Regions from separate parts of the Homo sapiens genome. Here region 2 is linked to region 1. Evidence: chromatin loops called from intact Hi-C (ENCODE). Cell type or tissue: mammary epithelial cell. All regions are shown on one strand. Each heading gives the region's core, and the rest is flanking DNA. Links, peaks and the distances in the headings are about the cores only. Region 1 holds the start of LOC105371358 (a long non-coding RNA gene). Region 2 overlaps DYNLRB2-AS1 (DYNLRB2 antisense RNA 1).

Evidence for each region. A loop is a pair of places that touch in the nucleus more often than their neighbours do. Peaks named below come from ENCODE experiments on the same cell type or tissue, not always from the same donor. Only the 100,000 strongest peaks of a DNase experiment are listed, where the experiment ranks them.
Region 2: a loop joins it to region 1, with 10 times the contacts of the local background. A loop is called at or near these places in 2 of 110 quality-filtered maps.

Annotation. Positions count from the first base shown.
Region 1 is chr16:80,099,557-80,109,925 of GRCh38, forward strand. The region is part of intron 2 of LOC105371357 (a long non-coding RNA gene); the gene reads left to right. LOC105371358 (a long non-coding RNA gene) reads right to left here and starts at 10,019. Exons shown (of 4, transcript XR_933777.4): 1 at 9,881-10,019; 2 at 8,374-8,573. In mammary epithelial cell, for the core only: no CTCF peak of the experiment used is centred there; DNase peaks (open chromatin) are centred at 4,095, 5,795 and 8,515; H3K27ac peaks cover 3,081 bases.
Region 2 is chr16:80,170,066-80,180,434 of GRCh38, forward strand. The region is part of intron 2 of DYNLRB2-AS1 (DYNLRB2 antisense RNA 1); the gene reads right to left. Among named protein-coding and RNA genes, the nearest start is that of LINC01228, 350 kb to the left of the region's middle. In mammary epithelial cell, for the core only: no CTCF peak of the experiment used is centred there; a DNase peak (open chromatin) is centred at 4,536; H3K27ac peaks cover 446 bases.

The sequences.
Region 1 (10,369 bases), core at 1,363-9,362:
ATATTTTATAGTTTTCTGTGTAGAAGTCTTACACATCTTTCATTAGGCTATTTCTAATAATTTAATGTGTGTGATGCTATTGTTAATGCCATCGTTGTCTTAATTTTATTTTCTAGTTATTTGCATATAGAAATACAACTGATTTTTGCACATTGACTTTGTATTTAGCAACCTTGATAAATTCGGTTCTTAGTTCTTATATTTTATTTGTAGATGCTTTTAGATTTCTACTTTTCAGTAATGTTAATGTCTGCTAACGATGGTTACATTCCTTTATTTCTTATTGTTGCATTTCTAAAATTTGTATTCCTTCACTTACTGAACCCTGTGATGCAACATTACATAGAAGTCACAATAGGGGACATTCTTGTTTTATTCTCAATTTCAATGGAATGCTTTAAATATTTCACCATTAAGTATAATTTTTGGTGTGGATTATTTGTTAGTTTGATTTTTGCAGATATCCTTTATCAGAATAATGCTTTTCCTTAGGTCAACTCAGCAAGTATTTGTGATTATGCATTATGTCCAGTCTCTGTCTTAAGCAAAATAATAATTTTATAATGAATAAGGCCAGGTGCAGTGGCTCATGCCTGTAATCCCAGCATTTTGGGGGGCTGAGGTGGGTGGATCACTTGAGGCCAGAAATTTGAGAGCAGCCTGGCCAACATGGCAAAACATTGTCTCTACAAAAAATACAAAAATTAACCAGGCATGGTGGCATGCATCTGTAATTTCAGCTACTTGGGAGGCTGAGGCATGAGAATTGCTTGAATCCAGGAGGCAGAGGTTATGGTGAGTCAAGGTTGCACCACTGCACTGCAGACTGGGCAACAGAGCAAGACTGTGTCAGAAGGAGAAGGAGAGGAAGGGGAAGTGGGAGGGGCAGGAGTAGGGGAAGGAGGAGAATTTTATAATGAATAAGACACTGTCCCCACTCTGAGGAATTTATCAGGGTGTAAAATAGACAAATAACAATAGAGATTGACAAAGGGAATCAGAAACACAACTTACTTGTTCAGGGAAGGTAGGGAAGGCTCTGAGAACACAAAGCATGATAGAAGAGGATCAAAGGATGAGAGAAATTATTTTCAAGCTAATAAGAATGACATGCAAGGGCTACTTCCTTAGAAACTATTTTCTGGGTCTTTGTGTATACATGTAGACCTTAGAGATAAAAGATTACCCTAGATTTCTGTACAACATCAAATTTGGATAAATCTAATATTCTCACATATTCCTAAAAGAATTTGTCATTGAAATAATAAAGAATCCTGTGGTAAATATTTTTAGTGAAAATTCCTGAGTTCTATATATTTGAGTTTTCTAAGAATATTATGTGAACCAAAATGCTGAGAAAGAAATTATGTTTTCCATCCCACAAGTCCATTGTTAGCTCTCTTTTCATTTCCTGCCTTATTTGCCAATAATACCACAGAAAATGAGGGGAAAAAATGGTTGTCTTACAACAGATAACACAGCAAGTGGTTTAGAAGTATTTACCTTCTGTAACCATGATATATACCAAGTGCTAAATAAACACTTGTTGATTTGGCTTGGCCTGGTTACAAGTGTAGCCTCCCAAAGAAAATAGTTTAGTCAGAATTATATTACCTTGAGCCAAAGGCTGCTGAAAGACATACAAATCAAAGACCAGGTGCATGGGATCTTTCAGTTTTAATATTCAAAACAGAAAACAAAAATGGTATCTGAGAGTAAGAATAGGTAGCATTTTAGAATTGGTTTCCCAAGAGGAGTCACTAGACTCATACATCATTTTGGTGACTGTTTTAACCAGAATGTCTCAAATAACTTTAGCTTTGCAAATAGATTACAAAGTTCTGTACATGTCTACCTTCTCCAGGAGAATCACAACCCTTCAAGTTCATCTCCAAACATCTAGCTTTATTTTGAAAGCAGAGAATGGAAGAAAAATGGATTCAGACCAGGGGTCACAAAAATTGAGGGGTTTTGGCTTGAAGTCTGGGGGTAAAGTTGGCATCCTATAAATATCACTTTGGGATTTATCATTGTAGGGCCTGCCAGCCAAACTTCTTAGGCCAGCATTTGCATCTCTTTGCCTAAGAGCTTTGTAGGTCAGAGTCCATTCTGCCCCAAGTGTTAAAGTGTTAATGCCCCCAGTTAAAGCACTCAACAATGACTGCTGGGTATCTGTGTATCTCTGTCAGGTGGGAACTCTAAGCAGAGTTCTACACTGGTTCTCAGAGTTCCTCAGTAGGAGTAAGCTTTTTACTCACAGAGGTAATTTGCTGTTTCACTTTCCCAATCGTCTATCTATTCATGTTTTCTGGGATCACCTCCTGGATAAACCATGTGCATGTTCATTTGAATTCTTGCCTCAGGGTCAGCTTCTCAGGCAACCCAAACTAACAGAGGTTGTTTTTGTTTTAAACAAAGACCATCATTACCCATCCCTCCCCACACCTCTTCTATTTAAGAAGATGGTGGCATCATCAAAAAAAAAATCACACACTCTCTGAAGGAGCTCACACATTTTGCAGTGGGGAACTTGAAGCAATTATCTGGACAAGTCAAGTCAAAGCTACTGTCAATGAGAATCGTGGCTTACTGGAGCACATGCATTGGTTTTTGCTTCACTTATTTGCATAATTGCCTAGATTCTCAGCTTAGTGTGTGTAGACCTGATGAAGAACAATTAATGATCTAACATGAGGGGGACCCATTTCTGTGGCTTCTGGCCAAGAGGGAGACATATCACTGTCAAAGACAGCCATCTGGGGAGAATCTCTCAGGGGGAGAATTTTCCCTTTCAATTAGGAGCAAACTAAAAACCATGATGAAAACTGCTTTTTATGAAATCAAGCCATGGAAATTAAACTTTCAGGAAAATAGTTTAAATTTTAGCCTTGGAGCCCTCTCTGTTGTTCCATTGGAGAATTTTCCAGAACGTGTCAGACTTTGCTATAAGCTTCTATAACAGGCTTGCTTTTGACGTTTCAGTGAATTCGGTGAATGTTTGTCTGAAGAAGTAGTGTAGCTTTGGGAAGAAAATTGCGTTTAAATTCCATGTTTATTCCTGCTATAGGGGAATCATTGTAATAAGTGAAACTCTAGTCTTAGGTTTCTGTTCAAATTAGAATATGCAATAAAATTTCAAAAAATTAGTGAATATAAGTTTTAGAACAGTTCCTTAATCTAGTGGTTGAGTACTAGAATACTAACAATGAGACTCAGTGATATTACATGAAGAGTAAAAGATCAACAAATAGCACCAAAAAGAAAATCAGCTTCTCTGTTTCTTGTTTATATTAATTGCTGGATCTCTTTGAAGAGCCAAAAATTGAATTTAAGACCTTTAGTTCTTTTAAGTCTCTCTAACCAAACTTATCAGAAAAAGATAATAACATCTTCACCCATTCGTCACTATTATTCTATTTATATATTTCTAAGATCAATCAGTACAACACTGATGAATGTGGTTTAACTAAAACGGCTCCAATATTATTTTCAATATATTCCCTTAATCTAAAAAAGCTATATTATTTTGGCTGAATTATAGGCAAAATAATATAGCTCACAGCAGAACCTGGTGGCTTCAGATGGTTAACATCAGGAATTTTTTGTTTTGTTCTGTTTCTTTGTTTTCTTTTTTCTTTCTTTCTTTCTTTTTTTTTTTTTTTTTTTTCTGAGACTGAGTCTCACTGTGTCACCCAGGCTGGGGTGCAGTGGCACAATCTTGGCTCACTGCAACTTCTGCCTCCTGGGTTCAAGTGATTCTCCTGCCTTAGCCTCCCGAGTAACTGGGATTACAGGCCTGTGCCACCATGCCTGGCTAATTTTTATATTTTTAGTAGAGACGGGTTTCACCATGTTGGCCAGGCTGGTCTCAAACTCCTGACCTTGTGATCTGCCTGCCTCAGCCTCCTAAAGTGCTGGGATTACAGGCATGAGCTACCACGCCCAGCCCCATTTCATTTGTTAAAGCACAAATCAGAACAATGAGTTAGTGTCTTCTTCCCATATGTGGAAGACTTGCTCAAACAAATCCATGTCGCTGACAAGTCGCAGCTACAAGTTTAGCTTGGGGATGACCAGGGGGAGTTGCCTCACCTGGAGTGAGGTCAGATTCAGAAAATGTTCAGACTGAATGATCCACACTGAGTTTCTTTTTGTTTCTCAATCACTGCATGCCATGTCTTTCCTTGGGGCTTTGTATCCACTTTTCTCGGTGCCTGTAACACTCGGTAGCCCGCCATCCGTCCACCACCCCCACCCACTTACTCTCATGCTGCTAGGATTCATATTTCAGGTGTTAGTTTACATGGGGTTTTCCCAGAGGAGGTTGCTCTTTATGCGCTTTTTGCACTTTTGCTATCTCCATCTTCACTCCACTTCTAATCCTTGGTTGGTTTGTCTGCCCATCTCAGCTCACGACTTATCTGCGTCCTCCCGCCCACGTGTTCTTTGACTATTCCTCCAAATTGGCCTTGGCATAGTCTCCCCTAATCTGTGCCATGGCCGACTTCTTTTTCCATGCCCTTCCATTCATAGCTTCTCCCTTATTCATGCTCCTGGGCTCCTTTCTTTTCTTTATTGCAACATTTCCAAGGTGTTTCCAGGAGCCCTTCTAACTCTGAGATTCAGGAAATCTGGATTTATATACCCACTCTGCATTTATTTATATGTGATCTAGGAAAAATAACTTCTTCTGGCTAGATCTGATCTACCACAAAAGTCCCCAAAATGGACTAAATCAGAAGTCAGCAACCATTTTTTGAAGCAGCCTGATAGTAAATGTTTTAGACTCTGCCGGGGTGGACTCCCATCTGAAGGTTCTGGGGAAGAGCATGTTTCCAGGCACATTTAGGTTGTTGGCAGTATTTAGTTCCTTGTGATATAGAATGGAGGTCTCCATTTCTTGGCTACCATCAGCGGAAGCCGCTCTCAGCTCCAAGAGGCTGTGCTCCAATCCCTCCATTGTCAAAGTCAGCAGCAGTGCATCAAATCCTTCTTGTGAGTCAAATCTTTCTAACTTCCTCTCCTGCCACCAACTGGAGAAAATTGCTAATCTTCCTATCTTCAAGTCAAAGAATTGGTAATGTTAATTACATCCGCAAAATCCCTTTTGTCATGTTAATGTAACAAAATCATGGGAGTAATAGCCAGCATATTTATATTCCTGGAGATTAGAGCAGGAAATCTTGAAGACTTGGGGAAAATATTTTTTTACAATTCTGCCTGCCACACTTAGAGTGGGCTTTGTGCATTGGCCCTTGACTTCAATCTGTTCCCTTAGACCTACAGTTATTGGCGTGGCTCTGACAACACCTTCCTCTTATTTCTGTGGCTGACATCTGTTGATTCACTACATCCCCACTAACCCTGGTGAAAAGATACCTGCCTCCACCTCCCACCTCATTCCCAGCATTCCCTTCAGGCCTCATTTACATAGAACTGGAAAGTGACGTGGGAACTTATTTCTACGTTCACCCTACTCTCCAAGCACCAAATTTTAATCCTAGTGTTTTTGTTTGTTCGTTTGTTTTCTCCCCACACCACCTCCCTGTTTTCAGGATAAGGGAGAATATCTCCCCTTCCATAGCTCTCCCAGGTCCACTCTGAATCTTAGGGGAAATCTATGCCTTCCGGGATTTCTCTACATTACTATGCCCCCTTTCTTTAAGGCTGGCTGATCCTCAAAGTCATCCCAGTTTACTCTTGGCTTCAAAAAATGCTCAGAATAATGAATCACAACAAAAATGAGTTCTCCTTGAGATGAGTCAGCTGAGACAAGAGTGGAAACTCATGAACAGAAAACCAGTCTAACTTGCTTTGCCATTCGTGGTAACTTGGTTTCCGGACATCATTGCTCCTGGAAAGAGAAATGGTGTTTGACAGGAGCCAAGGAGAATCCTTGCTGTCATGACTGAACAGAAAGATGTTTTCACAGAGGCTAAGAAACGGGGGCGGGGTGCAGGTTTGTATTATCTGGGGGTAAAACACTAGGTTCTACTGCACATCAAGCCAGAAGACAAAGCCAGGAAGATGAGAAAACCAAATTAAAATCAGTCAGAAAAGAGAATCTTCAAGGCTGAACATTACCTCCAAGAAAAATGTCCCCAAGTCAGTATCTAAGAAGGTGAATTGAAAGAGGCTTCTATGATCAAATATGAGGGAGGGGGAAATGGGTGGGAAAGAATTAAGCAAGTTTTCTGACTGCAGAATATTTCACTCTTTAAATATTTAATGGGCATCCAGAATGTCCAAAGATGGGATACAGCAGGGTCAGTGAACTTTTTCTGTAAAGGGCCAGATGGTAAATATTTTAGGCTTTGCAGGCCAAATGGTCTTTGTCGCAAGTACTCAACCCTGCCATTGCAGCAGAAAAGCAGCCACAAACAATATATAAATGAAGAGGTGTAGCTGTGTTCCAAGAAGATTTTGTTTACAAAAACAAGCAGGGGGGTAGGATTTGCCAGAATTTGACAGCCTGCAAGGATAGGATATACAACATTAACCACATTTATTGGATCACAGAATCCCTCCATTCATTCATTCATTTGTTATTTTTATGGGACAAAATTAGGAGTTCCACCAGCAAGGCATGACTCTGGTTCACTATTGTTTCATGAAGGCAAACTCGGAGAATATAAGGGAAATAATGGATATATGGGAATATAAGGGAAAATAAGGGAACTCGGAACACAGAAGACTCTCAAACAAAATTTGTTGAATAGAACACATGGAATTAAGTAGTACAACAAAAAAGTCTTTCCAGGAGAATGAAATACACTGATGAGAGTTGATATATTTGAAACAATGATTCAGAACAAGAAGCAACTATGTTTTAGAATAAAATAAAAAGGAGACTAGAAGAGAACTCAGGATGAGGAGAAAGAAGAGGAGGCAAAAAATAAGGAAAGAAATATTATCAAAAGAAGAGGGGGAGGAAAAGGAAGAAGAGAAGGAATAAAGATGAGTTTCCACCCACAAGAAAATGGCTTTCTCTGCCCCTGGCTGTGTATGAGAGCATCGGCATCAGTGTCCTGAAAGGGAAAACCTTTAATGAGGTGCTAAAAAACCCTCCTTGGCATTAATTAACAAGATCACTAGGCTGTCATAATTGCAGAAAGATAAATCATCAAGAGATATTTCTTAACAGAAATGCAGGTCATTACAAAATACTGTTTAAAGTCACATTTACATATAAAAGGATCAAATGGATGTTGTTCCACTTGGCACCCACATCCCCTCCACTCTCCACTGTGCTCCATGCACAGGAATCAGCACACAGCTCCAGGTAAGCCAGGGGCTTTGAAATCTTTACAGAGCATCCTCCCAGAGGGGCTTGATGGATGCAGAGATGTGAGAACTGAAGGAAACCTTTGCAGGCAAAATTTCAGGACTGAAACACAGTGTCTCCGCCTGATTAACTGCCATTTACGTTACTAAATGCCTGAATCCCTCACTTCACTGGGGTCTCCATGAGACCATTGGCCTTGTCTTTTTTTTTGTTTTTTCTGCATTGTGTTCTTAATGTTCAGCCTGTACTAGGACACTCAGTAGATGCATGTTAAAAGCAGTCATCAATTCTTCAGGACTCAGCTAAAAAGCTGCCTCCTTTCAGAAAGTTTCCCACATGTCCCAGTCTGGATGAAGGATCTATATCCTGAGACACTGTGGCATCCTGTGCTCTCTTGTGTGGTGGGACTTAGAGAAGTAAATTGACATGTTTACTGCAGCAATATTTACAATGGCAAAGATATGAAAGCAAGCTAAGTGCCCATCAATGGATGAATGAATAAAGAAAATGGTGCATATACACAATGGCATATTAGCCATAAAAAAGAATGAAATCTTGTCATTTTGCAGCAACATGGATAGAACTGGAGGTCATTATGTTAAGTGAAATAAGCCAGGCAAGGAAGGACAAATATCACATGTTCTCACGCTTATGTGGGAGCTAAAAAAAAAAAAAATCTCATAGAGGTAGAGAGTAGAATGGTGGTTATCAGAGACTGGGAAAGGAAGAGGGGAAAGAGGATGAAGAGCAGTTGGTTAAAGAGTACAAAAATACACTGAGAAGAAATAAATTCTAGTATTTGATGGTACAGTAGGAAAATTATAGTTAACAATAATTTATTGTCTGTTTTAAAAAACCTAGAAGGTATTTGTAGTGCTCTCAACACACACACACACACACACACACACACACACACACACGCACACAAAGATAAACATTTGAGGTAATGGATATCCCAGTTACCCTGATTTGATTATTATGCATTGTATTCAGGTATCAAAACATTATCACATGTACTCCCAAATAATATACAACTATTATATAACAATAAAAAATAAATAAAAATAAGTCATGTTGCTAATACATACCTTTGAAGTGAATGGATGTTATGGAAATGACTATGTCTGTATTCTTCCTTCCAAAAACCCACAACCCCAGTCCAATCATGAGAAAATCACCTGCCAAAACCACACTTGAGGGCCATTCTACAAAATAGCCGATGATTTCTCCTTAAGACTCTCGAAGTCATCACAAACAAAGTCAGAGAAGCTGTCACAGCCAACAGGAGCTGAAGGAGACAATGATGACTAAATGTAATGTGAGATCCTAGGTGGGAAAAGGATACTAAGAACTAAGAAAATCCAAGGAAAGTGGAGAGATCAGTGAATCATAATGTATCAATATTGATTCATCAGTTGTGACAAAGGGCCCACATTAATGCAAAATGTTAAAAACGGAAAATGAGTGCAAGGTATAGAGACGATCTGTAGTTTCCTTGCAACTTTTTCATAAATCTAAAACTACTGTAAAATAAAATGTTTAAGAAAACAAAATTGTGAACGAATAATAACAGAAAAACAAGGCCCCCATCAACACACTGGGGAGGGCTACCATTGTTTATGGTGAGAAAGGTGCCCCTTGGAGTTACGCAAACAGGCCTGGCTCATGCTGCACCACCCACACCTCTTTAACTCTAGGCCGGCTCTAAGTGAGGACCCTGGGTATGGCGCCCACTGCATCCCTCACCAATCTTTCCCAGGTATCTTTTCTGTCCCATTGATAGTAGCATTTCTATTATGGCCATTGTTGCTTGATGCTTTCCGATGGAAGCAGAGGCTCCCCAACTTTGAAGTGCTAAGAACCACCTGGGGGTTCTTGTTAGAATGAAGGTTCCTGGGTTCCCTCCAGAGATTTTGAGTCAATCTGTCTAAGGTGAGTCTAATTCATCTTTATTTTTAACAGACCTTGGAGGTGATTCTGGTTCACACATTCTGATCAACCCTGATGTAAAAGGCTAAGCCCATTATGAAGTATCATTCTTTCACTTTTGTTTCCACATTTAGCACTGTGATGCTAGGTACCATGTGCTTGGCAGAGAGTTGACACTCAATAAATATTTGATGAAAAAATGAATGTGTGCATGCATGAACTGTCAAGCTCAACCTCCTAATTTTTGTTCTATTCAAGAACTCTGACATTGGGTGTCATGCTTAGGGATCCGTCACTGTTAGGGAGCTGCAAACCATAGGGAATTAGACCAACAAACAATGCCCACCAACACCCAAGACCCTCCTGTGTGCAGATTGTGACTGAGAGCCAACATGGTGGGAAAGATTTTCTTTTCAAACGTGAGAGGGCTTCCTGCCATATGTTCTGAACCTCAGGTCATTTTGCGATTTCTTCTTTTTCTATTTTGCAGGCTCAATTAGGTGGGTTGGTTTTCTGAATCAGCAGCTCAGTCATTAGTTTGGTTGCAATTGCAGGTAGAAAACTGGAGGCACTTTTTCCCCCACAGGCAGAAAGGTGCATCTGCCATTAACTAATTGCAGGCTGACACACACCTGTTGTAGAGGCTAGACGCACGCAGACACACACCTTGATATCCAAAATGCAGTCTCTGACCTGCATGGCAGGAAAGACACAGAGGATTTACGCTCTGAAGAGGTGAGGTGTTTGGGCAGAGAAAACCTCCTCTTTCTATGGGGACTCATTCAGAGGTCATCCTTTGCGTGCCCTCAGGAGCAGAAGGACACATGGGAAGGTGGAACATTCTCTGTTCCCAGAATTCTTTTAGAATGGCCGTCATTGTTTAAGTTAGAATATTGCCGGTTAATTGTTGGCTCCCAAAGAAAAATTATGAGCAGGGGAACGGTTCTGCATGGATTTAGTGTATTTGAATAATTTAGACCCCCGCCGTTAATTTGACAGGATTGTTTTTCTCTCGCAGTAGCCTGCTGCTACAAGAATTAAAACTGTCGGGAGTAGAAGGGGCTGTGTTGGAGCTTAGTAATGAGGTTTATCAGTCAGTAAATGATTTTATACAGCAAATTAAATGGTAAATTTTGTTTGGGTGGTAAATATTTA
Region 2 (10,369 bases), core at 855-8,854, 70 kb after region 1:
GTCATTATTCCAATACAAACCCTTTCTTTTTGCAGCCTGTTCCCCCCCCGACCCAACCACTATATTTCATTTCCTGCAGTTACGTGATATTATTGCCTTTTTTCCACAGCTATTGATTTAGGTGTATATGGTTATTACAATGCAAAATAAAACAGCTCCCCCATCCATTCTACCTTGTACCATTGAACATTAACTTAATTTGTTTCAAATCTGCATTTGATTTGGCAAGGAAACCATTTATCTTTATGAAGAAAGCCCTCATAAAGTAGAGAGTTTAGAAGATCACTGCTTTAAAAATTTAATAGCCTTGTGTCTTATAAACTAGAAAAATGAATTAAACCTTCAAATAGTGTATGTCTCAGTGTAACCTTTTTGCATTTCATACTATGTTTAATTTATTATATTCTGGAGGAGGAAAAAAGTTACAGGACAGATCGCAGCATGTGGCTTGCTTCAGCATCGCATGAATAAAGTCAAGGTTTACCACTCATAAGCAGTGTGATTCGCAGGAATTCTCGTTCATCTCACGCTGAAGTTGACGTTGCAATTTCAGGTGCTGCAAGAATGGGTTTTGTCCAGAGTTTTTCCATGGTAAAAGAAGGGGCTCTCTCCCTGGAACACTTGAAGTGCAGCCTGAGGGTAGAGGGAAGTAAGGGGGAAAGTAGAGCTAATAAAGGTATAATGACGCTTTTAAAAGATTCAGAAATAAGAAAATGCTCCACTCAGAAGTAACAGGGTGTCTCCAAGAGGATGAGAAACAGTGTCTGAGCTTAGGTCTCAGAAATGGCCAGAAGATACTGGTATCAATGCCAAAAATAGCATCACCTGGGCTCTTAAATATATACTGCTAATAGATACTCACAGTTAAAAATAAATTTAAAAAGAAATAAAAAGGAAGGACTGAGGCTGCAGCCCTTGCTATCTCTCTTTATTGCAGACCTTCTTTTCTTTCTTGCTGCCTCCATCTGTGATATGTGTGGGTAACACAGGTTAGTGGGAGATGAAGTTTAAAGAATAGAAAATTATCAACTTGACAACTTTCAGTTGAATGAAGATAATAGTTCAGTTCATACTTTAAAGTGTAGGGTAAGTCCACCATCATCACTACCATCACAGTCATCTCCCCCAGGTCTATGACTACTACCATCACCACCACCAGGGCTACCACCACTATGACCATCACCACCACAGCACCACCATAATCACCAGTACCACCATTATCATCACTACTGCCAATGCCATCACCATCACTACATCCGTGCTACCACCACCTTCACCATTACCATCTCATAACTACCAACATCACCACCACCACCATCACTACCACCAACCATACAATCACCATCATCATCATCATTACCACCAGAGATACCACCACTACCATCACCATCACTGTCCCGCCACTACCACTATCATCATCACCACCACCAATACCAACACCAAGACCATCATCACCACCAGGGCTACCATCATCATCGCCGTCACAAATACCATACTTTTATATATCCAATATGCTAAACTCTCTCCTTCAAAAATTCAACAGTATTGAATTGCAGGTATCCATCCCTTTTTGCCAGAGAATTCGGGAAGTTGCAGGAATGGAAAGTGAGTTGCTCGATGTCACAAAGGAAGAGCCAAGATAAGAATTCAAGTGTTTCTCAGTCCCAAACCATGTTGCATTTTTTTGTATGCTTTCACTAAACCACTTCAGTCCAAAATAATCTTATTATTTAGGACATTTTTCCTTTTCCAAAGACTCGGATGCTTGATTATTATGATAAAGTTTGAAACATAATCTGTTGAATTGGTCATGCTTGTAGAAAGGTTGAACACTCCCAGTGACTTGGCTAGAGAATGGTTCAGAGGAATGGCTCTCTGTCTCTTTCAATCACTGAGGACGTCCAATGCTGTTCTGGGAGCCTGCAGTGCCTCCTCTGTTTGTATTGGCTTCCCTGTTCTCTACGTGTCTCTTCTTAAGCCCTTCTTTCTCCAGCTGGGCACTCCTGACTATGCCGTCTCTAGCAAATCTCTTTTTTTCTGCAGTAAGTATTTGTAATAAACAGCCAGCATTTATCTTATTCTTACTATGTGGCAGGCTTTGTGCTAAGTTCTTTCCATGGATTACCTCATTTAATGTTTACATTTCTGTAAATTATCATTATGCTAATTTTAATGATGCTAAAACAGAGGCTGAGATTAAACAACTTGCCTGAGGTCACCCGTGTAGACTTGTGAACTGAACCCTAAATTCTGTCCCCCTGCATATTCTCCTGTGCTCTGAGCACTCTGTTCCTTGCAGTTTGTCACCAGATTGCATTCTGTGCCTTTTTCACAATAGGACCGCACCGAACCTGGAAGAGCTCCCAACAACACAGAGAAGAATATTAGGGATGTGGGTGCTGTTACATGCATTAGTGTTTCTTGATTGACAATACCCGCCAGATGGACACCCAGAAACACACCTGTAAAACAAAGTTAAGTTTATTGGCTTGTTGGAATTTGAGAAAACCACACCAAAGGGAGCCATGTATTGTCTCAGTAACAAGGTGCTAGAAAGAACTTACAGGAATTGGGCTTGTGTGAGGTGATTTTGAAGTAGATTCAAAAAAGTGGAAGTTTGCTCTCAATTGGGCACTGTGAGTAAATGGACGCAATTCTATGATTGTGTATCTTAGCATATCTGATCTATGGGGGGACAGACAACTGTGAGGTTTCAGCTGTGATTGGCAAGGAAGCTGCAGTCACCATATTATCTGGGAAAGAGGGACGGTTGGTATTTTGAGGATTGGTACTTTATGTTGTATTTTTGAACAACACTCATGTTTTGTCTGTACTGAGACATGATTACAGAGTGGTCTTGTTTTTGCCTGGCTCTGTCATGGTCACACAGACATTGTGACATTGGTGTTCCATAAAAGTTTTCATGTGCAACAGAAGAACACCAGGCCTGCTCTGAGTGTCAAGCCAGTTCCCAGAATTACAAACGGCCAGTTTTTCATGTTAGATCAGCACTTAGCTGTTAGCAGCTACTTTTCTCTTTCTCAATTCATTGTTGTTTCTCAGGAAAATGTCCCTGCCTGGAGCTCGAAACCAGTAAGAAAGTTTTCAAAGCACACTGAAGACCAAAGCCAAGGTAGGAACCAGGCTCACCAATAACCATGGACCACCCCCTCTAAGTTTCCACTGAGATCTACTTCCAAGCACATTCATTACAGGTATGGGGAGCAGAAGAGTATTGTGGTCAAGAATAAACACCCATAGAGTGTTTGGATTCATATTCTACCTTCATAAGATATTAGTTCTGTGATCTTAAAGACATATCTTAGCTTCTGAGCTACCATTTTCTCATCGGGTAGAAGGAAGAGAATAATACTGCCTTTGTCATAGGGTTGCCATGAGAATCTATGAAATAATATATAAAAAGTGCTTACCAAGTGACAGACACATAGTAATTCCTCAGTAAATGGTAACCAACATGACTTCTTTTGCCACCCTCTTTGCTTACAAGGCTACTGAAACGTTGGTCTTTCTTTCTTTTAAACGTGCCAAGAGCCCTTGCTCTTCCTGGTGTCTTTACCTGGTGAGCTCTGCCCCATATATCCTTATAACTGTGTGGTGCACAAAATAATGGTCCCCAAAGATGTCCATGTCCTGATTCCCAGAACCTTGGAAGATACTACTTCACGAAGAAAAAGAGACTTTGCAAATATGAATGAGATAAAGACCTGAAGATAAGGAGATTAGCTTCATTTGTTCAAGCGGGTTTAATGTAGTTATAAGACCCCTTAAAAGTGGACATGAGAGGAAGAAGAGTCAGGAAGATAGATAGCCCACCATTGCTGGGTTTAAGCATGGAGGAAGGGGCCACAAACCAAGGACGGTGGGTGGCCACCAGAAGTTCAAATAGGCAAGGAAATGAATTCTCCCCTAGAGCCTCCATAAAAAATCATGGCCCTGATAACATCTTGATTTGGACCTAGTGAGACCTGTGTCTGACCAACAGCACCATAAGAAAATAAATTTGTGTTGTTTTAAGCCATCATGTTTTAAGCCATCAAAATAACAACGTTATTTGTTACAGCAGCCAATACAAAACTGAATCCTTCCCACTCAAATCTCAGCTCAAATGTCACTACTCAAGAAGTCCTTCCAAACTGTTCAATCTAAATTACACATCCCATCCCTGCTCCCCAGGTGCTGTCCAAGTCTCTCATTCTGTTTTTCACTTGGTACTTACCAGTCTTTACAATTAGCTTCCAATGTATTTCTTTAGTTAATTCCCTCTTGCCCCACATGAACTTGTTCTCCTCTGTATGAACAATACCAAAAAGAGCACTGTAGCAACAACATCTAAAAGAGTGCCTGGCATTTAACAGGAGGAAGGAGCCACAAGTCAGGGAACTTCTTACCTCTCATGTTTTTCAAACTGACCTTTAGGAAATTTAGCGTGGCATACAGGCTGCCATAGGCAATTAAAAAAAAAAAAAGCCAGTTTACTCAGAATTGCAAACAAATGAGATCAGCATATTTGGGACATGAGTGTTACTGTTTCTCTATCATTGCAAAATACCAGTAGTCTATTTTCACATTCTTTCCTGTTAAACCCACACAGAACCTCAGAATCCTTCCCAACCCAAAGCGCAAGGCAGCCATTGGACATCAAATGTGGTTGAAGTATTTACAAGATAAAAAAAATTATTTACTATTCTTAAAGAGTAATGACTGAAAACAAAGGTTCATAGAATTGTAGAAGAAACTAGGTACATCAAGGCTGAGGGAAAAGCATAATAATAATAATTGATTGCCTACTATGTGCTAGGCACTGTCCTAAGCTTTGACATGCAATATCTTATCCAGTCCTCACACTGACTTGTTGAAATAGGCCTTATTTTTATTTCACTTTTGACAGATGGGGAAACTGAGGCATGAAGAAGTTAAGTACCTTTCCCAAGGTCACAGAGCTAATATGTGGCACAGTAGATATTTGAAACTCAGAACTTTAATTCTGGACACCTCACAGTTAGTTATTATATATATATATTGTCAGCTTGGGATATGGAGTGTGAGATCTCTTCCCTTGAATATTTGAAGGGCTGCCAAATAGAAAAGGATTAGATCTATTCTATGTGGCTTCAAGGACACTGAGACAACCCTTCCCATTTGCATAATACATTCCCATAATTCACGCATTTAATCCTCAAAACAACCCTGTGTGGTTGCCATAAAATCAGAGGAATCTGTGATTGGGAGAGGAGAACTGCCTTGCCCAATTCACACAGTTCAGAAGTAGCATGATCAAACCTCAAACCCAATTCTCTTTACTAAATGTCTTGGGCTTGTTCCATTATGCTTAATTACCTGTAGCATTCATTCAACCAAAGTGGACTCTGCCTGTGCTATAGATCTTGCACTCTGCTCGGCTCTGAGAATTCAAAGACAAAACAAATCTGCTTTTAGGAAATTTATAGTCTAGTGGTAGAGATGCAAAAATAGCCCCTTGAAATCTGACATTATAGAAGCTATAGGAGAGATGTGAGATATACCAGAGTACAAAGAAAAGGGAGCCAGTCTCAAGGGGAGTGACATGTGAGACAGAGAAGACCAGACCTGGGTGCACAGATGGTATAGAGAGATCATTTTGGTTCAGTGCAATAAAGAACTTCCCACCAAATTTGCCAAATATAGAAACCTCATTTATTCTAGTGTCATCATAGAAGAAATTTAATAGATTATTTTTAAACTGCATAGCCAGAAAAACTCTAGCTACTAGCTGAAAGACTGAATTTAGTGGACCTTTAAGTTTTTGCCAGCCTAAAGCTTCTACGAGATCTTGGCTTTTCCATGAATTATTTGATGATTTACATAACTCACTTGTATTTCACAAGTATTTGGTGGGCACCAACAAGCTTCAGGCACTAAGGACTCAACCACTGTGTTTGAAAATGTTTCAGCCCAAGGGAAGAAAGGCATATGAGCCACCACATTTTTTTAAATAAGTGAGTCCCTGGCAGTATATGCTTACTGAAATATGTTGCTCTTTTGTCAATTACAAATAATTTTCTACAAGACATTTCTTGTCTTCAAAAATGACCCTCGAAAGTAGGCTGTTACCTTCTGAATATTCATTTACTTATTTAATCCACAAATATTGATGGAGTCCCATGCCTCTGTTGGTTGCTGAAAACTTCTTCAACCCAACAAAAGGCCCTCCTGAGTCCAAATGCAAGTGAGATGAATCACTGTCAATTAAGCCCTGAAAGGTCATGGTTGGTGTCTGGCATCCTTGGACCATTGCCATGGAAATGAAAAGGGAATCTGGAAGTTTGGCCCATTGCTTCTTAGGAAAGTCTTCAATAGGAGCTTTCAACAGGCAATAAAATGAAATGGTGATAATAAATAGGCAGGTTTTACTCCACAGTAGATACTTGGGGGTAGACATAATGATGCTCCAAGGATGCCCACATTCTAATTCCAAGAACCTGTGAATATGCTACCTTGTGTGGCAAAAGGGGGAGCTTTGCAGATGTGATTACATTAAGGATCTTGTGATTGGGAGATTCCCCCAGATTACTCAGTGTATTCAATATAATCACAAGGATCCTTACAAGAGGGAGACAGGAGAATACGATTTAGAGGGAGGCTTGAAGATGCTCTGCTGCTGGCTTTGAAGATGAAAGAGGGGGCCATGAGTCAAGGAGTGCAGATGGCTTCTAGAAGCTGGAAAAGCCAAAAAAAAAAAAAATGATTCTCTCCTAGATCCTCTGGAAGATTGCAACCCTGACAATACCTTAATTTTAGGATTTGTGACCTCCAGAAAGAAGCGATTTGTGTTTTTACATAACGAAGTTTGTGCTCATTTATTACAGCAGCAATAGGAAAATAATACAGTGCAATGGTCTGAGTCGTGTGCATATCAAGTAATTTACATTCATTTACTTAAAAAGAAATCCTCACTGAGTATGATGTTCCAGGAATTACTCCAGGTTCTGAGGATACCGCAGCAGCCCAGTTTCAGTGGCTGCTTGTGAGGAGTTTGTATAATCTCATGAGTAATAAATTTAAAAACGGCCCAGTAAGCTTGGCATTGCTACCTCCATTCTAGTAATAACAAAATGAAGGCACAGGCCAGGCACAGTTGTTCACGTCTGTAATCCCAGCACTTTGGGAGGCCAAGGCGGGCAGATCACCTGAGGTCGGGAGTTTGAGACCAGCCTGACTAACATGGTGAGACCCCACCTCTACTAAAAATACAAAATTAGCCGGGTGTGGTGGCATGTGCCTGTAATCCCAGATACACGGCAGGCTGAGGCAGGAGAACTGCTTGAACCCAGGAGGCAGAGGTTGCAGTGAGCTGAGATGGTGCCACTGCACTCCAACCTGGGTGACAAAAGCAAATCTCCATCTCAAAAAAAAGAAAGAAAAATAAAATGAAGGTACAGAGGAGTAAAGTAACTTCTCCAAACTCCTTTGAGTTATAAATGGCCCAGCCAGGATCCAAACCCATCCACCTCACAAAAAGCCAGTGCTATTTCCATCACTGTCCCATTTCCTTAGGGACAGTTCAAAAATGCAGATCTAAAATTCTTTCTCATGCCTAACCCTCCTATTTTCCTCTACATTCCCTGGGAAGCAGCATACATCCTTTCCTTGGATGGGACAACTGCCATTTCTAAAGCTGCTTTGAACCATGGTATTTCTTAACTCTTTTCTCTTTGGGATCACAGACATGTATCTTGTTATATGCACCTCCTAATATTTTGATTATTTTGATGCAAATCCATCACTCATAATAAATCACCCTGCTTTCCAAATGCAATCGATTTTAGAAGCAAGGAAGCAAAAACTAAGTAAGCTCTGACAGTCTTTGGGAGTGTCCGTGATAGGAGAAACCTAAGAGGCTAAAAGCTATTTTCCTCACTGTCAACCCACTGGATGATTTTCCTTGCACAAACACATACCCATACAGTCTGACTAATGCTTGCTTTTTTGGACATATGTGAGCAAATAAATGTAATTACAAGCAAGATGTAATCACAATTGCTTTGCTATTAAAGCTGCTGTACACTCTTACAGCTTGGTTAACAATATATGCAGAAGGGTGGAATTGCTTGCTGCTCTCCCAGGAAGAAAAATACGCAGAAGTATGGCCTCTTTTATATTATATCTGTGAAAATACAACATTTAAATGCAGAATTTGACTTTTCAGGAATTGCACCAGAAAACCTTTTAACAGAAACAGCAGGGAGAGAAAGCTTTTTAAATCATGATACTCCATGAAGGATTATGAAAATGGAGGTCATCACACAAGACGAAATTGCAAGTACAATGAGGAAAATCTTCTCCTCTGTGTAAATACACGAGGACAATATGTTATTCTCTGTTAAGCTATCAGGGGATATTTTCAGCTTCTAGAAAAAAGAAAAGGAAAGCAGCCACCTTGTCCAAATGGATCTATTCAAAGTGATGTGCTTGGCTGGTACCTGGTAGTAATGGTCAGTTTCTTTTATATTGAACCAGAGTGTCTGAGAAGAGCTACCCTAAGACTCTTTCTCATAGCTTGTTAGGCAACTGGGGATACAGAGGCTCACTGGAGACTTTCACCTGCATCCAGTCCTTGAGAGCAAGGAAGGACAAATCTACTCATGTCAGAATGTCCGAATGCCATCACAGCAGGCCAGTGATGCGGTCAATACAATCGGGTTTTTATTAAGTTTATATTCAACTAACTTGTCAGAAACTTCTGACCCTACCAATTGGGTTACATGACCAGCACTGTGTACTGGACTCTTTGGTGAGACTGTCCAGAGAAAAGAGGTTATTGAACAATGTATCTGACTGATAAGTCATAGTGAAAGATCTGTAAAAGTAGAACCTTCATGCTACCATCTGTGTGTGTAATGTTATACCCAAACATGAATATGCCTTGGTTAGGGGTCATGATTGATTGATTGATAGACAGACAGATAGATGAGATAGATAAGTAAATACATTGATTTTTTAATTATTTTTATTTTACTTGACATTTCTTGATCACTTACAGTGAGCTGGGCAACTATCTCAACACTGAGAATATAAAGAAAAATAAGATATGGAGGAATTCTGCCCTCAAGCATGCTAGTGTCTATTTGGGAAAAACAGACAAATAAATAATACATCAAGAAAAAGCAGCAAGCCCCATGCGATAGTAGGTGAAAGGGAGGCTGTTTTTTAATTTGTCCATATAAGGTCCCAAAATCTTGACTTACATTATGAATTGGGCTTATTAAGCTCACATACTTTTGTTAAACTCTAAAAACTGTATTGTTGTTGATTTTTTAAAATTTTGGACTTGTAATGAGAGCTAGGCATTTTATGTGAATGACCAATGCATAAAATAAACTATACAGCATTTTCTATATAATGAGCTTAAGTTATGCTGTATTTCTTCAATTCCGAAGTTCAGGTTTTTCACATTTTTAGCATAGCTGAAAGTATGATGTTACCTCTTTCCATGGAATCTCAAAATTATAATTGGCATCACTTTCTTCTTTCTTAGGTATACAATTATGTTATTATATATAAAATTATGTTCTGGCTTACTCTTAGAGGCTATAGACTGTGATCTATATGAAAATATTAATATATATTAATAATTATATAGAGAGTACTGATTATGTACTGCTGCGCTGATAAATGTTGTTATAGAGTGGTGTGCTAATAAGTGTTTAACAATGAGATTTCTGTGGGATAAAAGCCCCATTTGTAAAATTTGCCGTTTTTGTGGTGTAGATACTCCCACTATGGTTGATGTCAAGTTATGAGGGTGACATCATTGAATGTGAGTTAAGAAAAGATGCCCACAGCTGGCTCTGGAGAGCCCACCCAGGCCAGCCCTAGTACATTACTGCACACACCTAAATCTAGGGCTATGTTCAAGCTCCTTCCAGGTGGCAGACCAGTGTCTGCTGGAACAACCTGTAAAGCTCTGTGAGAATGCTTTATTCATGATTACCCTGAGAATATTGTTATAAATAATCTATAGCATGGTTCTTATATTAATTTGCAGTCCCTTCTTATTAGGCTCTTATTCTTTGTTTGTGAGGGGAGTATTTCTATCTTTAAATCCTTTATCCGGCTTAAATCCTTTTGGTCTTTATCTATTTTGACATGTGGAATGTTCTTCTCTCAAAACTTGGGGTAACTGGTTCTTTCTCATCATTTAGGTCTCAGCTCAAATGTCAGCTCTTCATAGAGGACTCCTCAGATGACTGTTCTAAAGTATTTCCTTTTCCCAGTCATTGTCTCTAAAACAAAGCTAGATTCAAAATGGTCTTCACTATCTGAAATTATCTTACCTATGTGTTTGCTTGTGTAATAATCTACTCTGTCC